2 separate regions of the Homo sapiens genome follow, and region 2 is linked to region 1. The links are chromatin loops, found by intact Hi-C in ENCODE. Cell type or tissue: heart right ventricle. All regions are shown on one strand. Each heading gives the region's core, and the rest is flanking DNA. Links, peaks and the distances in the headings are about the cores only. Region 1 overlaps LOC101928004 (a long non-coding RNA gene). Region 2 has its middle 91 kb from the start of LINC03055.

What was found. Hi-C counts contacts between places; a loop is a spot of excess contacts. Peaks named below come from ENCODE experiments on the same cell type or tissue, not always from the same donor. Only the 100,000 strongest peaks of a DNase experiment are listed, where the experiment ranks them.
Region 2: a loop joins it to region 1, with 4 times the contacts of the local background. A loop is called at or near these places in 2 of 110 quality-filtered maps.

Annotation. Positions count from the first base shown.
Region 1 is chr6:6,733,247-6,741,910 of GRCh38, forward strand. The region is part of intron 2 of LOC101928004 (a long non-coding RNA gene); the gene reads right to left. It overlaps LOC101928047 (a long non-coding RNA gene), which reads left to right. Exons shown (of 6, transcript XR_001743949.2): 6 at 1-145. Among named protein-coding and RNA genes, the nearest start is that of LY86-AS1, 110 kb to the left of the region's middle. In heart right ventricle, for the core only: no CTCF peak of the experiment used is centred there; a DNase peak (open chromatin) is centred at 4,085; H3K4me3 peaks cover 2,376 bases; H3K27ac peaks cover 7,545 bases.
Region 2 is chr6:6,972,552-6,981,215 of GRCh38, forward strand. No RefSeq gene overlaps it. Among named protein-coding and RNA genes, the nearest start is that of LINC03055, 91 kb to the left of the region's middle. In heart right ventricle, for the core only: no CTCF peak of the experiment used is centred there; a DNase peak (open chromatin) is centred at 3,416; H3K27ac peaks cover 2,059 bases.

The sequences.
Region 1 (8,664 bases), core at 440-8,439:
TTACAAATGGACCACGCCGGTACAGGATGTTGATGGAAGCAACCGTTTAGGGGTGGGGGCAGGCATATGGGAACTCTGTACTTTCTGTTCAGTTATGCTGTGAGCCTAAAACTGCTCTAAAAACAAAGCCTAATAAGAAAAATCACACGCTAGGTCTGGTCTATCAGCATAGTTCTTCTGCCTCCCACTGCCAACCAGTCCCACCTGCCTCCTTTCCTGGCCCTTCCTCACTGCCAGGTCTTGTTTCAGCGCATGGATTACCAGAAGGAAAAATGCTCCCACCGGCCTCTCTCTGTATCAAAACACAGGAGTGAAATAAACCAGCTTTTCAATAAAGAGGCTGGGGTGGGAGGGGCTAGAGAAAGGATGACTTGCTCATGACCCCCAGATCCTCTGACCCATCAGCCCATAATCTCACCTGCCTTACAGTCTTGACCTCTCCCCTAATTCCCACGTACTTTCTTCCTTCCCCCATCTTGATGGCACTGATGGAAGAAACTCTGGACCACTTGCGCCAGGGACACCAAGTCTGCATCCTTAGCCTTGATCGGGCCATGGTGATGAGACAGTCCTCTCCCAGCCCCATTCAGCTCCCTCTCAGCCCCCACAACAGTTCAGCCTCAGATTTTTTCCTGGAGCCTCATGGCTCCCTCGTCATCCTGCACAATAGGAAGCCTTGCCCCCTACTAAACAGGGAAAGGTGAGCTGGCCAGTCATGAATGCCCTGAGCTCTGCAACTCACCCCTGCCCTGCCTCCTGCTCGCTCCTGCCTTCACTGGCCTGACACTGCTGTGCAGACCTCATTCTCCTCTCTGCGCTAGCATCCCCTCCCTGTTCTCTTCACCCTCTCTCCAGGTGTGCCCTTCGTCGTACCCATCACAATTCTCTCCAGGGAAAAGCAAAACCATAATGAAGACAACAAAAATACTCTCCCAGGGATAGCAGGAATTGCACCAAACGGCTTCCTTGCCAGGGCTTTAGCGGGTTTTGACTGGGCACTGAGGGTGGCGAGTCCCTAGGTTTGAATTGCAAAGGCACAGGTGCAGCTGTCGAGCAGAAGAGTGGGTGGTTAAAAAGTGGGCAGATCTCTTGGTTTGTTACTCCAACCCCTTTCTGGCATATATAACCCCCTCCAGACACACCGCTGGAGACTTGAGCCTTCGTGAAGTAAATACCATTATAAACCCCTGCCTCCGAGCAAAACAGCAGAAAACCTTACACACAGAAACTAGCGATCAGATTCCTCCAGCAGCTTTGGCATTCCCTCTAACTTCTGCCCCTCTTTGCCAAATTTTCTAAAAGTACTTTCACTGTCCTACTTACTAACCTCCTGTAGGCTGGTGTTGGGACCCACCACATGTCCATTAACCAGCTCTTATCACACTGGTTACTGCTGAATTTCCAAGTCTAATGGACACTTCTATTGTGTCTTAATAACCTCTGCGGGGCACTGACTCATCACTCTTCCTCCTGGAAATTTCTTCTCCCCTGGCTTCCATGACCCTCTGGCCTGGTTCTCCACCACCACCCCACCCTCACCCAGTCTTTCCCTCTCAATCTGCTTTCTAAGCTCGTTTCAGCCTCTGCCTTGACCTGGCCGTTCTCCCCCAGACAGAGCTCCAACCTGCTTCTCTTTGCTTCTTGTGCTCCACGCCCGCTGTGAGCCATCTGACCTTCTACACACTTTCCTGTACAGCACATACTCTCCTGACTCCTGGATCCGCACTGCCATCCCAGTTAACAGTAACGAGTCTCCCAAAGGGGGTTGAAATCTGAAGATCCAGTCCAGGAGGAATCTAGGAATCCGCAAAGGCTAAACACACTAGGAGTAGGCAGAGCTGGGGGCACCCCTGGCAAGGTGCTGGGGCGGGAGGCTCTGTCAGTTCCTTCTGAGCCTCATGATTAAGCACTTCATGATTAAGTGGGGGATGAGGCTCACTGATATGGGGAGAAAGAGACCTGTCCTGGGATCAAACAGCAGCGCTAAGGCTCCGCATTAGACCACAATCAACCCCCTGCCAATCAACAAAGCAACACTCAGCTGTCCCAGTGCATCTGTTCAGGCTTTGGACACACGAGTGCAGGTTTTAACTCCATGGCACAAGTGTGCATCCGTTTCCAGCCTTATTTGGGGGAGGGGAAAGTTGTTTGAGTCATTTTATATGAAGAATCCACTGAATGGAACATTTGTTACTATTTAATTAGAACAGACGACGCAGCTATGTAAAATGGAAACTGCATTTAACATGTTAAGCATACACAGAATGACCCACTGCAACCTGCCTTCTTAATGGGCATCACCAAGTGACGTCCCCACCAGTCCCCACCGTGAACAGGGATGCCCTGATCATCAGCTGGTTAGACATACACCTAGAAGCATTTTGTAAAGTCAGCTATCAGAATTTAGTCATTAGAATGTACTAAAAACTAATCACGTACTTCAAGCAACATGGATAAAATAAAGTAAATCAACGATGTTTAGTGACAATAAGGCTAGACCCACCATAAAAATGTCAACAGATGGGGAGAATGTTAAGAGCAGAAAACTTGAGACAGATGATGCAAAAAGGCAGAAATGGGGAACTTGGGAGGAATTCTGCTTGTCTAGAGTCAGGATAAGAAGCTTTTGTACCATGTATGGTAGCAGTGGTGTCACTTTTTGGTCCAGCTGGAAAAATAAAAACAGATGCTAGACAGAGGGGGAACAGCAATGCGTGAGATTGCATCCATGACCTAAAGCCCGCCTGGTGTTATTGGGGTGGCCAGGGAGAGGCAAAAGGTGACAACAATGATAGTGTCAACAGCACAGAGTAACTGTGGCCCAAACACCTTTTTGATTGCCATCTATAAGGTGACTCCCCAGTTTCTCTTAGCCCTGAGCTTTCATATCTGCAGACCCATATATCCAAGTGTCTGTTTAAAACATCGGCATGGATAAGTGTTTTCAACCCAACATGTCCCAAACTAAACTCTCAATCTCATCAACAAACTTGCTCCTCCTCCAGGCTTCTGTCTCAGTGACATCCCTATCCCCTCCACCGCACATGCCAGAATCCCTGGAAGTAGCCCTAATTTTTCCCACTGTCTGTTCACCCCACCTCTGAGCCACCATTTTCACACTTCCTCTTCGTCCACGTCACCATCACTTGCATGGACTTCTATACTCCTACGTTGCCTTTTTGCTTCCATTCTCATCTCCACCCCTATAATCTGTTCTCTCCACGGCAGATAGAATAACCATTTTAAAACTTAAATCCAAAATCTTTCTGTGGCACTCAGGATAAATCCCAGCCTCTATGGGCTCACAGGGTCTGGCCTCTGCCGGCTTCTCATTTCTCCTGCAAATACTTCAACCTGCAATGAAAACTTTGCCTATGTGAGTTCCATTCCCAAGTTCTCTTGCATCTGCCAATTCACTCCAAAGAGAAATCAAGCTCCCTTTCAGGCTAAGATGCAAAATAGAGTTTGGCGTATCTCCTAAGGCCAAACTCCGAGCCAATCTTTTAAAATCTCTTGCCCATGTAAAAATTCTTGAAAAGCAATCTCGATTCCCGGCCAGACTCCCTGCCCACGTGTTCCCCACCCGCGTCCCCACAGCTCCGTCCGCCTGCTCTGGTCAACACCACAGCTGGGCCCTGCCCCTTCGGAAGCTGATGCTCCAGCGAGGGCAGTGGATTTATGGTGCAAGGTTACTTGGCGCGTAAATCTGGGCCTCAGGAATCAAGGGCTGTGACATTTTTACAGCCTCCTCCTCCAAGCCCCTGCACGGACATGAGGCAACTGGAGGGAAGAACATCTGGTTTCATTTTTTTTATTCACGGCCACAGCTCCCATCTGACAATATTCTGGATCTCGCCAGAGTTCTGGTCCCGGCTGAATGAGAGGCGAGGCCGTGCTCTGCAAGAGATCTCGTTTTTCTGCCTCACCATGGTGTAAGGAAGCCACCAGGAATTAAAAATGGCACCACCATCACACTGAAAGCATTTGCTCGAGTCCTGGGCTGGGCGGCCACCTGCCAACTTGCTGGAAGTTAAGAAAGGGCATTTCTGAGGGAGGCAGGAGGCGGCTCCGGGCCTCTGTTGCAACAGGGGCTGATGCCGGGGGCTTGCACAGTGCATGCTGGGACTTGTAGTCTCCGCGGGCAAGATGGCCGCTGGGTCCTCAGGGCAGGACACAGGGGCTCCTCATCACCCGTTCCTGTGATCTCAGACACAGCCTGCCACAGCAATGACTGCCATGGCCATAGGTCACCTTGGGAGAGTGCATGCAGAAACACATATCAACCGCTCGACTCTACGCCCAAAGATAAGCCGCTGATTAGGTGCGCCTTTCTGGACATGACTTGTCTCAGTTTCCACATGGCCCAGAGCCCCGCCTCATGACAAGCGGCTTCCTTTTCATCTGATTGAGAACTCCAGACTGGAGCAACTTCAGAAAAACGTGCCCCTCTCTGCTGTCCAACCAGCAGGGATGATTAGAACAATCAGAAAGAGGTCCCTCGGAGGAATGTTCCCCTGCAGTGAACGGAGCACCAGATCCCCTGTCCCTAATCACTGTGTGTGGCTCTGATCAGACCCAGTGAGGGAAACGGTAACTCATCATCTGTTTCCTCAACTACGCATTCGCCTGAATGTCCCAGTAAAGAAAGAAAGCAAAGCAAAGTCCAAGCAGGGCATGGTGCCATGACCCTGTGAGAAGGCACCCTGATCTGCCCTGGGGGCTCCAGTCCACTTTCTTGCCAGGACTTTGAATGCAGACTCTAAGTCACCCCAGCTCAACATCCTTCAGCAGTCCTCACAGCCTAGTAGATAAACTCCTTTCTACACATTTGCTTTTATGGCTCTATCTCATTACTTTCTCATTCTCGTCCTCAATCCTAGTCAAGAGGGTATTTGCCAATGCTTATAGTGACCTTTTACTGAGCACTTACTAAATGCTATGAGCTTTGCTAAGCATTTACACCCATTATCCCATTTAATCCTATATTAATCCATAAGGTAGTTGCCGTTATGCCCATTTTTCAGATGATGAAACTGAGGCACAGAAGTTAAAGTCTTCACACTATCTACCACCATCAAACCTGCAATCAAGCAGATAGTTCTTTGAGGCAACCATGTAGTCAGTCACCACAGGACATGCATAATCACCTACCTCCAAAGGCCCCCAACATTTGCCTGGAAACATTTCTAAGTGCCCTCTCCCACACTCTGCTCCCACCCTTTAATCCTGTGGCCACTCTCCACAACTCCCTTTGCCTAAGTGATCTCATCTATATTCATAGCTTTCACACTTACGACCTCCAGATTAATCCCAGATTCGTATGTACAACTGCCTATTTGAAATGTCTACTTCACTGTACCAAGGCATCTCACATGTAGCATGTCCTGACCATACCCTTCCTCCTATAGATTGCAACTCTTCTAGATTCCTCCCAGCTAAGACTAATTACAAGCAGTGTCCGAAGCCTATCAATTCCAGCACCCTAATGGCTTTTAAATCTGTGCCCTGTTCTCACTGCTTTAGGGTTAGATTACAACCCCTTTTCCTTTTCACCTGATTCATAAAATAACCTCTTATTTTGGAACCTCCACAAACATCTTAAATTGCATCTGCAAGTTCTCTAGCACACCTTCTTTCAAAGGGTGGAGTCTAATTCCCTTACCTTGAGCGTGAGCTAGACATAACAGCTCTCCTCTACCAAATAGAAGATGACAATACGTCATTTCTGAGGTCAGATCACAAAACACATTGCCACTTTCACCACTTTCTCAGATCATTCTTACCTTATTCTGGGGTGAGCCAGCTGCCATGTCATGAGACTACTCAAGCAGCCTATGGCAGGGTTGATGTGGAAGGAACTGGATGTATCTACAAACAGCAATCACCAACTTGGCAGCTATGAGAGTGAGCCACTTGGAAATGGTCTGCTTGCTCCAGCCATGCCTTCCAGTGCCTGTGACCCCAGCCTGCACCTTCATGGCAACCTCCTGGGAGACCCTTAACCAAAACCTCTCAGCTAAGCAGCTCCAGAAATCCTGATCTCCACCCTGCCACACACACAACCAAATGTGCTGTTGTTTGAAGGCATTATGTTTTGAAGTAATTTAGTGTGCATGATAAGTTAAACCCTTATCCCGTTCCCCACTTATCACAGCCAAAGCTGTATTTTTAAAATGCAAGTGTGATTATGTCATTCCCCTACTTAAAATTCTTTTATGACTCTCCATCACCTACAGGCTAACTGTGAAACTCATTAAGACAGCATCCAAGTTCTTCAGCATCTGGCCTCTTTGGCTTCAACTCTCAAGAGCTCACTGAAGGACTCTTCTCTGGCAGGCCATGATTTGTTTTATATCCGATACCCCTTCTCTCAGATACTGCTTGAAGTGTTAGATCACACTAAGAGTTATAGGTAATTTTTATCAGTACACGCATGAACATCTACGAGGGCACTGCCCACTCCTGTCCTAAGCAATAGAACAGTACTGAGCTAGGAGGAGGCAGTCAGGAAGTAATTTTCATGCAAGAGAGAATGCAATTGATAGGGAAGTTATCTAAGACTGATTTAAATAGCAAACGCTGACTGAATCAGAGCCCAATTCCAGCAGACATTCTCTATCAACTCATCTAGATAAAACCAACCTCTTTGGAGACTAAGTCCCTTTCTGGAGACAGAGTCTGAAAAAGTTTTGTGTTTTCTGGAACAGCCTGGTGGGATGGTGTGATGCTTTAAGGTGGCACCTGCATCCTCCCATCCCCCCACGGCCCCGATACCTAAGGCATCCTATCGGGTCAACCTGACACCTGGGTGCCATTGGAAACCAACTGAACCTGGAACACTGGGATTTCAGGTTCAATGTGGGTTTGAAGGGCGTGCCTATGAGAGACCTGGGAAGTCAGTCCTGGCACATTTACTTTAACCAGTGATGTAGCTAAGTCACTACTATATACAGACCTGAAGACTTTAGATATATCTGTAATCTTATAGGGGAGGAAAAGTGAGTGGTATTTTATACTGCTCACCTAAGTGATTTTTTATGTAGGTTAGGAAACACCAATTTTAGTCACTCTTAGAAAAAAGTATTTGTGTAGGGGGATGCCTGGGGGCTCTGGAAGGTCACTTAAATTGGTGGTTGCCTCACCAAGGTGATGAGCCTGAAGGCTTTTTTTTTTAATGGAGTCTCACTCTGTCGCCCAGTCTGGAGTACACGGGCATGATCTCAGCTCACTGCAACCTCCGTCTCCCAGGTTCAAGCGATTCTCCTGCCTCAGCCTCCCGAGTAGCTGGGACTACAGGCACACACCACTATACCCAGCTAATTTTTGTAATTTTAGTAGAGATGGTGTTTCACCATATTGGTCAGGCTGGTCTCAAACTCCTGACCTCAGGTGACCCACCTACCTTGGCCTCCCGAAGTGCTGGGATTACAGGCTTGAGCCACCATGCCCGACCTGGAAGCTTTTATACTTAGAAATACCTGAACTCCTCCACATGGCTGACAAGGCCCACAGAGCGGCAGGGCCACCCAGGCGGCTCTGGCCTCCCCCGCCCCACCTGAGGCTGTTACCTGGGTCTTTCATTCCTGGGATGTGGTGAGGGACTTGATGTCTCCTCCTCCAGATTTTCGCAGGGCTGGTTCCCTTAGGTCTTCAGTCCTAGCTCAGATGCCACCTCCTGGGGGCTTATTCCCTGCACCACCTTTGAGAAGTCGCCCACCCCTGTGTCAAAGACAGGCTGGAGCAAGGAATTTGCATTTGGGTAAAAGCACTGCTGATAATGATAGCTAAGAAAACTCATTTCTTCATACCAAAACCTTGGTCCACTGGGCATTGGTGATGGAGATGGGAGGATTCATCCTTGTTGCTTCGGCTTTTTGGAAATGATTGCTTTTAGCACTTGCTCCACAAAGGGGGGAGAATATAGAAATGCTCTGGTTTCACTAGAGGGTTAATGATTTCTTCTAGTGCTTGCCTAATTGCCTTTAATTGGCAAAAACTTGAAAGAAGCTGCTGGCTTAAACGCCAGCAGTTCATAACCCTCACATAGGTAATTTACTTTGAGGCAAGGGAGTGGCTTTTGTGCCCTAGGGTGGGAAGGAGAAGGGGCAGTGTAACCTCTGGGCCAGGCAGGCCTCCCTCAGTGCAGGGCCTTAGCTGCTGACTAGCAGCGGCGAGGCAGGGCTGCACTTAATGAAAGTGACACTTGCATTCCTTCCAAATCCCCACTGGTCACCACAGCACCTCCTACAGTGTCTGGATACTGATGTCTCCAAGGCTGGTGTTTTCAACCTCTTGATTCTTTATTATGGACTATTCCATAGTCTAATTGTATGCCTGTCTTCTTGTCCTATTTATAGTGGGACACATTTATATCATATTCCTTTTTATATGTATTATATTACAACGATTATATATAGTATGTTATATAAGGCAATATTATATATAAGGAATATATATAAGTAGTTACATTTTAGTCCTGAAATTTATCAAAGATTAGTTATAATGTGATATAATATGTAAGAATTATGTAAGATAATATATATAATATATTGTATTATATTCCTTGATAAAATTCAGGACTAAAAAAAAGAAAGTGAAATAACCAGCCATAATCCCTCCTGGCTGCTCCATGCAGTCATCAGTGGTGTCCTGGTAAGCTGGCTC
Region 2 (8,664 bases), core at 254-8,253, 240 kb after region 1:
CTGCTACTCTCCCAACTGCATCCCAGCCTCCTGACTCTCTTTCTCCACACTCCCCCTGGGCAATCTCACCCACAGCTTCAACTACTACCTCGACAGGATGACTCATAAACCTTTATCTCCAGTCTGGCCCTTTCTCCTCAATGCCAGACTCCAGTGGTCTGTGAGGTAACTTCCCTCCATCCCAACTAGAGACTCTAACTTACCGTCTTTTTTCTCTCTGCTGTGCCTGCTTTGGCTACCCTCCTATCTCCCATTGCTATGCACCTACCAAAGGGAGAGGCCCACACAGACAACCTGGGTTCATCCTAGTCTCCTCCTCCTGATGTCCCGTGTCCAAGCCCAGCCCGCCATACCCTCTAATTGACTCACAAGCCAGCCCTCCTGTCCACCCCAGGCGCATGTTGTCTTAGTCTCAAGTACTCATTATTTCTGTTGCCTTCTCTCAGGTTGCCCAGACTCTGGTCTTGGTACCCTCTGACTTTTCATAACAGGTCAGTCTTGCTAAAACAGTCTTCTACTTGGACAGACATGGTGCCTCATGCCCATAACCCTAACACTTTGGGAGGCCAAGGCAGAAGGATCTTTTAAGACCAGGAGTTCACGACCAACATAGCAAGACCCCATCTCTACCAAAAAATAAAAAACTATCTGGGCACAGTGGCATACACCTGTAGTCCCAGCTACTCAGGAGGCTCAGGCAGGAGGATTGTTTGAGCCCAGGAGTCTGAGGCTGCAGTGAGCCATGATCATGTCACTGCACTCCAGCCTGAGAAACAGAGCAAGACCCTGTCTGCAAACAACAATAACACCAAACAAACAAACAAACAAAAACAATCTTCTACTAAACCCTTCAGCGGTGAACGCACGTGAAACCCTCTCTTCAAAGGGTGGCCATAAACTGAGAGACCTGGGCTTTGCCCCAAGGCACCGAACTATAGTGTGCACAGCATTTTAAAATAACGATTTTAAAAGCTTAGCATGTACTTAGCAAGACTAATTAGTTCAAATAGGAAGCTGCCAGATGGTGCATATTATTAATGACACCCATTGGAAGGCCCCCCGAGAACGCTCTGAGTTGATGTGAAAGTGCTATTTCCTGTTGCTGCCCCTGCACCCACATAGTTCATTTGGGATCTGCAGATGAGACTTTCAAGGTCAGGCCCAGCTACCTTCCAGCCTCCAGGTACACCAAGTTCCACTCAGTTTTGATCCACTTGAGAGTATTGGAATGGACCGTGCTCTCTCCTCCCTCCATGCCTGACCATGATGTGGTCCCCTCTGATTTCCCTGGTGACCCAGTGATTCTCCATCAGGGCCAATTTTGTCTCCCAGCAATGCCTGGAGACTTTTTTCATGAACACGACCTGGAGAATGCAGGGTTGCTATCACCAGCATCTAGTGAGTAGAGGCCCGGGATGTTGCTAAACATCCTGCAGTGCACAGGGCAGCCCCCCACCGCAGAGAATTATCCAGCCCAGAATGTCAATAGTGCTGAGGTGGAGAACCCTGGTCCAGATTCAGCTTAACTCTCCCCAACCCGGCTATTCAAAAGTTTTCTTCTCCTCCGTGAAACCAAGAGCAGCAGACTTCCTGCTTCAGGTCCAAAACTCTCTTGCAGCAATGATCACATTGACATGACTGTTTTCTTCTCAGGCCCTTTCCTAAGTTCCTTGAGGGCAAGAAATGTGTCTTTTTTTTTTCTTTTTTTGAGACAGAGTCTTGCTCTGTCGCCCAGGCTGGGGTGCAGTGGTGCGATCTCGGCTCACTGCAAGCTCCGCCTCCCGGGTTCACGCCATTCTCCTGCCTCAGTCTCCCGAGCAGCTGGGACTACAGGCCCCCGCCACCACGCCCAGCTAATTTTTTGTATTTTTAGTAGAGACGGGGTTTCACCGTGTTGGCCAGGATGGTCTCAATCTCTTGACCTCATGATCCACCTGCCTCAGCCTCCCAAAGTGTTCGGATTACAGGCGTGAGCCACTGCGCCCGGCCACGTCTTCTTAATCTCTTTATGACACGGAACATAACACCTCGTAAGGTCTCAGTGACTGACATGCAAAGAAAAAAATAACTGCGTCTGTTCAAGGCCAGAAGTAATTATACAATGCACCTGAGAATAACGTCTACCCACCAAGATTCACACTCTCTTATTTACACTATCACGAGTGACAAGCAACGTATAATCACTAGTGACATTTAATATATGAAGACTGCCATGTGCTAAGTATCCCAAAGAACATAGATTTTAGACACGATTGTTTTTCACTTCAGCTTACACATTAAAACTAGCTGGTGAGTCAGTATATCAAGGTCAAAAGAGTATTTCAAATATCAACTATTGCTCTTAGCCAACTACAAAAAATACATATCCGTGCTCAGTGCATGTGCTGCCTTGAGAAAAGTGAGGAAATGGAGACAGGAACGTCAGTCAGAAGAACACGTTCTTGGGAAGACTGTATAAAAGAAAAAGCCCTCAGAACCCTAGGAGAGGCCGGATGCGGTGTCTCATGCCTGTAATCCCAGCACTTTGGGAGGCAGAGGGGAGCAGATCACCCAAAGTCAGCAGTTCGAGACCAGCCTGGCCAACATGATGAAACCCCGTCTCTACTAAAAATACAAAAATCAGCCGGGCGTGATGGCGGGTGCATGTAATCCCAGCTACTCGGGAGACTGAGGCAGGAGCATCCCTTGAACCCGGGAGGCAGAGCTTGCAGTGAGCCAAGATCACACCACTGCACTCCAGCCTGGATGACAGAGCGAGACTCTGTCTCAAAAAAAAAAAAAAAGAACCCTAGGAGGAACTACCCTCCCACTTGGCACAATTCATGTCTCCATAGCCAGTGAGTATAAGAAGAAGATGCTGAAATACAAAGTACAGGAGAGTTACCTAGAAGTTCTTGAACTTAAAAATCTTTCCTGGATGATGGCCCTAATGTGATATGGTGCAAAGTTGGTGCCTATTGACCAAAGGGGAAGTGCCTACAGTTCTGCAGGTCAAGGTCATGAACTTTCTCTCCACGGTTTCCAGTCCAAATTAGGTTGCTCCATATAATCCTGGAACACAACCTATTTTAGTCTCCTCTAGTTCCAGTTTCTTTTTTTTTTTTTTGATGTGAGACCAAGTTCCATAGTAGTAGATAAAGAGTTGCAAAAGAATCCTCAACCCTTATCTTTTAGTCCCCAAATTAGACTGGGCCTAACCTCCTTGGTAGCTTCTTAAGTACCATTATCAAAGAGACAAATAAGAAACCTCAGGCTGAAGACAGATTCACCAGTGGAGCCAAAGTTATCATCGGAAGTGGCGTTCTCTCCCATGGGAGGGCCAGGGCAGTAAAGGGTCAGGAACAGGAAGCTCCTATACAAGAGCCTTGTTCTGGCTTCACCTCTGCTAGTAGAGAAACATACAGCACCTGCTCACAGCCCATTGCAGTTGGCACAGGGCTTTCTTGTGCATCATCAGCTTTTATTTTAAGCCTCTCAGCTTCCCTTGATAAATACAACGTAGTCAGTGCCGTGTGACAGAATCACGTGGAGCCAAGCAGAGGGTCACTTCAAAAACAAGCAGAGGGTCACTTCAAAAACAATCGTTCTGACTGGGTGCGGTGGCTCATGCCTGTAATCCCAACAATTTGGGAGGCTGAGGTGGGTGGATCACCTGAGTCCAGAAGTTTGAGACCAGCCTAGGCAACACAGTAAAATCCCAACTCTGCAAAAAATTAGCTGGGGGTGGTCGTGTGCACCTGTAGTCCCAGCTACTCAGGAGGCTGAGGTAAGAGGATCCATTGAGCCCAGGAGTCTAAAGCTGCAGTGAGCCGTGATCGTGTCACTGCACTCCAGCCTGGGCAACAGAGCAAGACTCTGTCTCCATCAATCAATCTATTTTTAAAAAGTGTTCTGCTTGTCACTGGCAAGCACAACATCAGCCACGCTTTAAAAACCTCTCTAAAACAGCCACATGGAACTAAATTCTCCCTTTCTTCTACCCCAGAACTTTAGGGGAAGAGAGGAGGTGATGTACCACTGGTTCCAAAACCTAATCAGAAAGAATCTGTTCCTAGGCAGGAGAGGTGGCTCATGCTTATTAATCCTAGCACTTTGGGAGGCCGAGGCGGGCAGATGGCTTGAGCTCAGGAGTTCAAGACCAGCCTGGCTAACATCGCAAAACTCTGTCTCTACTAAAACTACAAAAAAATGAGCTGGGCGTGGTGGTGTGTGCCTGTAATCCCAGCCACTCAGGAGGCTGAGGCAGGAGAATTGCTTGAACCTGGGAGGCAGTGGTCACAGTGAGCCGAGATCACGCCACTGTACTCCAGCCTGGGTGACAGAGTAAGATTCTGTCTCAAAAAAAAAGAATCTGTTCCATTTTCAGACACTTACTGAGCACCTTTACATACCACCTTCCAGATGCCTGCACAGTTTGTTATAAGAATTTTAACTTGCATAATAAGTATATACTTATTTGATTTCAAAGCAAAGCAAAGGGTAAAAACTTAGATTAAGGAATAATTTTTCCTAATAAGTTCAACAAACATTTGGAATAAGTGAGGAAATTAACTTTGTTATTGAATATATAACTGCTATGTCACATTTGCACAGAAAGCCACAAGTCTGGTCCAAGGAATTTATTTGTTACAAGATCACTTTCAATAGAGCAGGGAGAGTTTGGTTTCTGTTTGGTCAAATATTTCTATGTATTAGAGTTCAAAGTGGGCACAGTGACTCACTCCTGTAATCCCCACATTTTGGGAGTCTGAGGCAGGAGGATCTCTTGAGCCCAGAGTTTGAGACCAGTCTGGGCAACAGAGTGAAACCCATTCTCTAAAAAAAAAAAGAAAGAAAAGAAAAGAAAAATGTATATACACAAAAATTAGCTGGGTATGGTGCTGCACGCCTATAGTCTCAGCTACTCAGGAGGCTGAGGTGGGAGGATCACTTGGGCCCAGGAAGTTGAGACTGCACTGAGCCATGACTGTGCCACTGCACTCCAGCCTGAGCAGCAACAGAGTGAGACCCTGTCTTAAAAAAAAAAAAAAAAAAAAGTTCAAAATGAATCCTAAACCTAAAGCTGTTTGGTGAGAAAACTTGAAGAAAAGAGATTTTTGTTTGGCACGTAACCTGTTATATATGGCCATTGCACATTTTACACGGTGTTCCTGTTGTTTCCCTATAGCTTTAATCGAGCAGCTGAAGGTGCCCAATAAATTACCACACATATTAAAAAGGTGCCTATCATGGTTGGTGAGAATGTAAAATGGCCCAGCCTCTGTGGAAACCAGTTTGAGGGTTTCTCAAAAAGTTAAACAGAGAATGACCACAGGACTCAGCAATTCTCCTCTGGGTGTACGCCCGGGGGAATTGAAAGCAGAGACTTGAACAGATGCTTGTACACCCGTGTTCATAGCAGCACTATTGGCAATAGCCAAAAGATGGACCCCACCCAGGTGTCCATCGGCGGGTGAGTGGATGAAGAAAATGTAGTCTATCCACACCGTGGAATATGATTCAGCCTTAACAAGGAAGGCCATTCTGACCCATGCTACAGCATGCATGCGCCTCAAAGACATTATACGCAGTGAAATAAGCCAGACACAGAAGGACAAATGTCCTTCCACTCGTACGAGGCACCTACGATCATCAAATTCCTAGAGACAGAAAATAGAATGGTGGTTGCCCGGGGCTGGAGGGAGGGAAAAATGGGAAGCAATTGTTTAATGGGGACAGAGTTTCAGTTTGGGAAGATGAAAAAGTCCTAGAGATGAATGGTGGTGATAGTAGCAGGACAACATGAATGCATTTAATGCCACTGAGTTGGAAGAATAGTTGAAATGGTAAATTTTATGTATGTTTTACTATAATAAAGGAAAAGAAAAGCAGAGCCTGCCCTGAGGATAATCCAACCCTCCAAACCCTTAATGCCTGGGGCCACCCAGGCACTGATCCTTCCTACCCAGACCTTAAAAACCGTCACCCTCATAGGCAACAGGGAGATACTCAAAGGCTTTGGAGGATGGGAATTTACCCCGGCCGGACAAGTTTAACACATTTCATAAAGGAGAAAGAAAGGGCCTGAAGAGACCTCATTTTCCAAGACTGAACTCATAACTCCAACAGTGCTGATATAAGCCAAAGTGCCTAAGTACCTAGTGTATCTCACTGGTAGGACAAAGGTGACACTTTCTTCCTACCTTTCCCAGGCCCTTCTGAAGTATGGGGACAGGAGATGGTCCCTCACCTCCAGCTGCCCATGGTTCTTACTAAAACTGTGAGGGAGAGGAAGGAGCTTATGTGCAAAAGGAAAAGTGTCAGTAGAGCACAAAGAGGAAGGGAGGAAAGGTAAATTCGTGTAAACAGCTGGGACCAACAAGCTGGTACCAGAGCACAATGACTGTGTCTGTGATTCACTAATCCAAGAAATCAGGATTAGGGCGTGGAAGGAGGAATTCGTGTTTCTGGAAGTCCGTCCACAAAATTGTAGCCTCTTGTCTTGAAGCGGCATTGCACACTGTAGCTGGAAAAAAAATTATATCAGCTCCAGAAGTACTAGCAACATGCAGGGAAGCACAGAGCAGGAGATTTAGGGTAAACAGCACAAGGAGCTTCTCCCAAGGAATACCTATTGTACTGCACTTTCAGCTTCACTACTTAATTGTCAAACATTTCCACCTGCTTTATAGCACTTCTCAATAACACTTCATGATGCAAGAAATGTATGCACTTAATTAAAATAGATTTCATCCAGGTGTGGTAGCTCATGGCTGTAATCCCAACACTTTGGGAGGCCAAGGCAGGAGGATCACTTGAGCCCAGGAGTTTGAGACCAGCCTGGGCAACATAGTGACAATTGCTGCCCTGACCCCCGGCACACGCCCCGCACCACTTCCAGTCTCTACAAAAAAATTTGTTTTCGATTTTTTAAAAAGAAAACAGATTTTTACATGCTACCTGACAGTATTTTGTTACCCCTTTAACAAAACATAACAATTTTTAAAAGAAGTTGCACAAAGGAAGTATTCTGCAAGCTTTAAATTGCTATGTAACTTGTAATTGTTAGCTAACTTGTTTATCAGTCTGCTAGGGCTGCCAGAACAGAAGACCACAGGCTGGGTGACTTAAACAGCAGAAATTTATTTTGTCACAATTTGGAGGCTAGAGGTCCAAGACCAAGGTGCCAGCAGGGCTGGTTCCTGGTGAGGCCTCTCTTCCTGGCCTGCAGACAGCTGTCTTCTCACCGCATCTTCACGTGGCCTTTCCCCTGTGATTGCGCCCAGAGAGATCACTGGTGTCTTCCTCTTCTTATAAAGACACCAATTCTGTCCGATTAGGGCCCCATCCTTCTTATCTCATTTAATCATAATTATCTTTTTTAAAGCCCGTCTCCAAATATAGTCACACTGGGGGCTGGAGCTTCTGCATAGGAACTTTGGGGAAATCCAGTCCAATCCATAACAACTTGCTGCACTATTTACCTTGCAGTTTATAGTTTTCAAAGCACTCTCATATTTCATTTATTATCCTTGCAACACATCTGGAGATAGACAAGCACGTGTTGCCCCATTATACAGAGGAGGAATCCAAGGGCCAGGGGATTCCACAACTCACCAGGGATACGAAACTGTTAAGTAGCAGAGCAAGAAATCAAATCCAGGTCTGTGGGACTCCAAGATCCTTCACAAAAATAAAAAAGTCACTGGTTCCAGTAGAATCATATACAATGTACTTAGTACTTGCGTGACACTTCACCAGGGGGAGTACAAAAGTGGGAGACCCCACTGGAAGGAAAAGCAGGTGGCCTTGGGAGTCAGAAACACAAGCACCTGTGCCCATGCGTACACAATGCCAAACTTCCCTGCCTTCTTGCCTTCTCTCATATACAGCTTCCCTTCTGTACAGAAGTTAGGTGACCTCTGCTCCCCCAAGGCCTCATAGCCCACAATGAGTTGCCCTCTTCCGAGATGTGTCTACCACTTGCTTGAAAACAAATCCCTTTCTGCCTAGAGAGTGGTTCAGTTTCATGGATCTCAGCCATCCCTGCTCGCACCTAAGTCTGATTCTGTTCTGCACTTTCTCTGCTTGCCACAATAGTTCCAGATTTTCTGTTTGTTTGGGGTTTTTTGTTTTGTTTTGAGATGGAGTCTTGCTCTGTCGCCCAGGCTGGAATGCAGTGGCGCGATCTCAGCTCACTGCAGCCTCAACCTCCTGGGCTCAAGCGATCCTCCTGCCTCAGCTTCCCAAGTAGCTGGGACTACAGGTGCCCACCACCATGCCTCACTCATTTTTTGTATTTTTTGTAGAGGCAGAGTTTCACCATGTTGCCCAGGTTGGTCTCAAACCCCTGGGCTCAAGTGATCCGTCCGCCTTGGCCTCCCAAAGTGCTGGAATTACTGGCATAAGCCACCATGCCCAGCCCAGATTTGTTTTTAAAAGTCTTCCCCAGAAAATAGAAAATTAAAAAAAAAAATTAGAAAAGACAAAACGAGAAAGAAAAAATATAAAATAAAATAATAAAAATGTAACAAATAAGTCTTCCCCAAACCTTACATATCTGCGGAGAAGAAATCATTTTATTGATAACAGCCTAAATCTTGGTGAGATTGCAACATCCTTCTCCCAAGGCTGAAAAAACATGAAGCAAAGAGCTACGAATCTCTGCAGTCTGAAAGCCAGAAG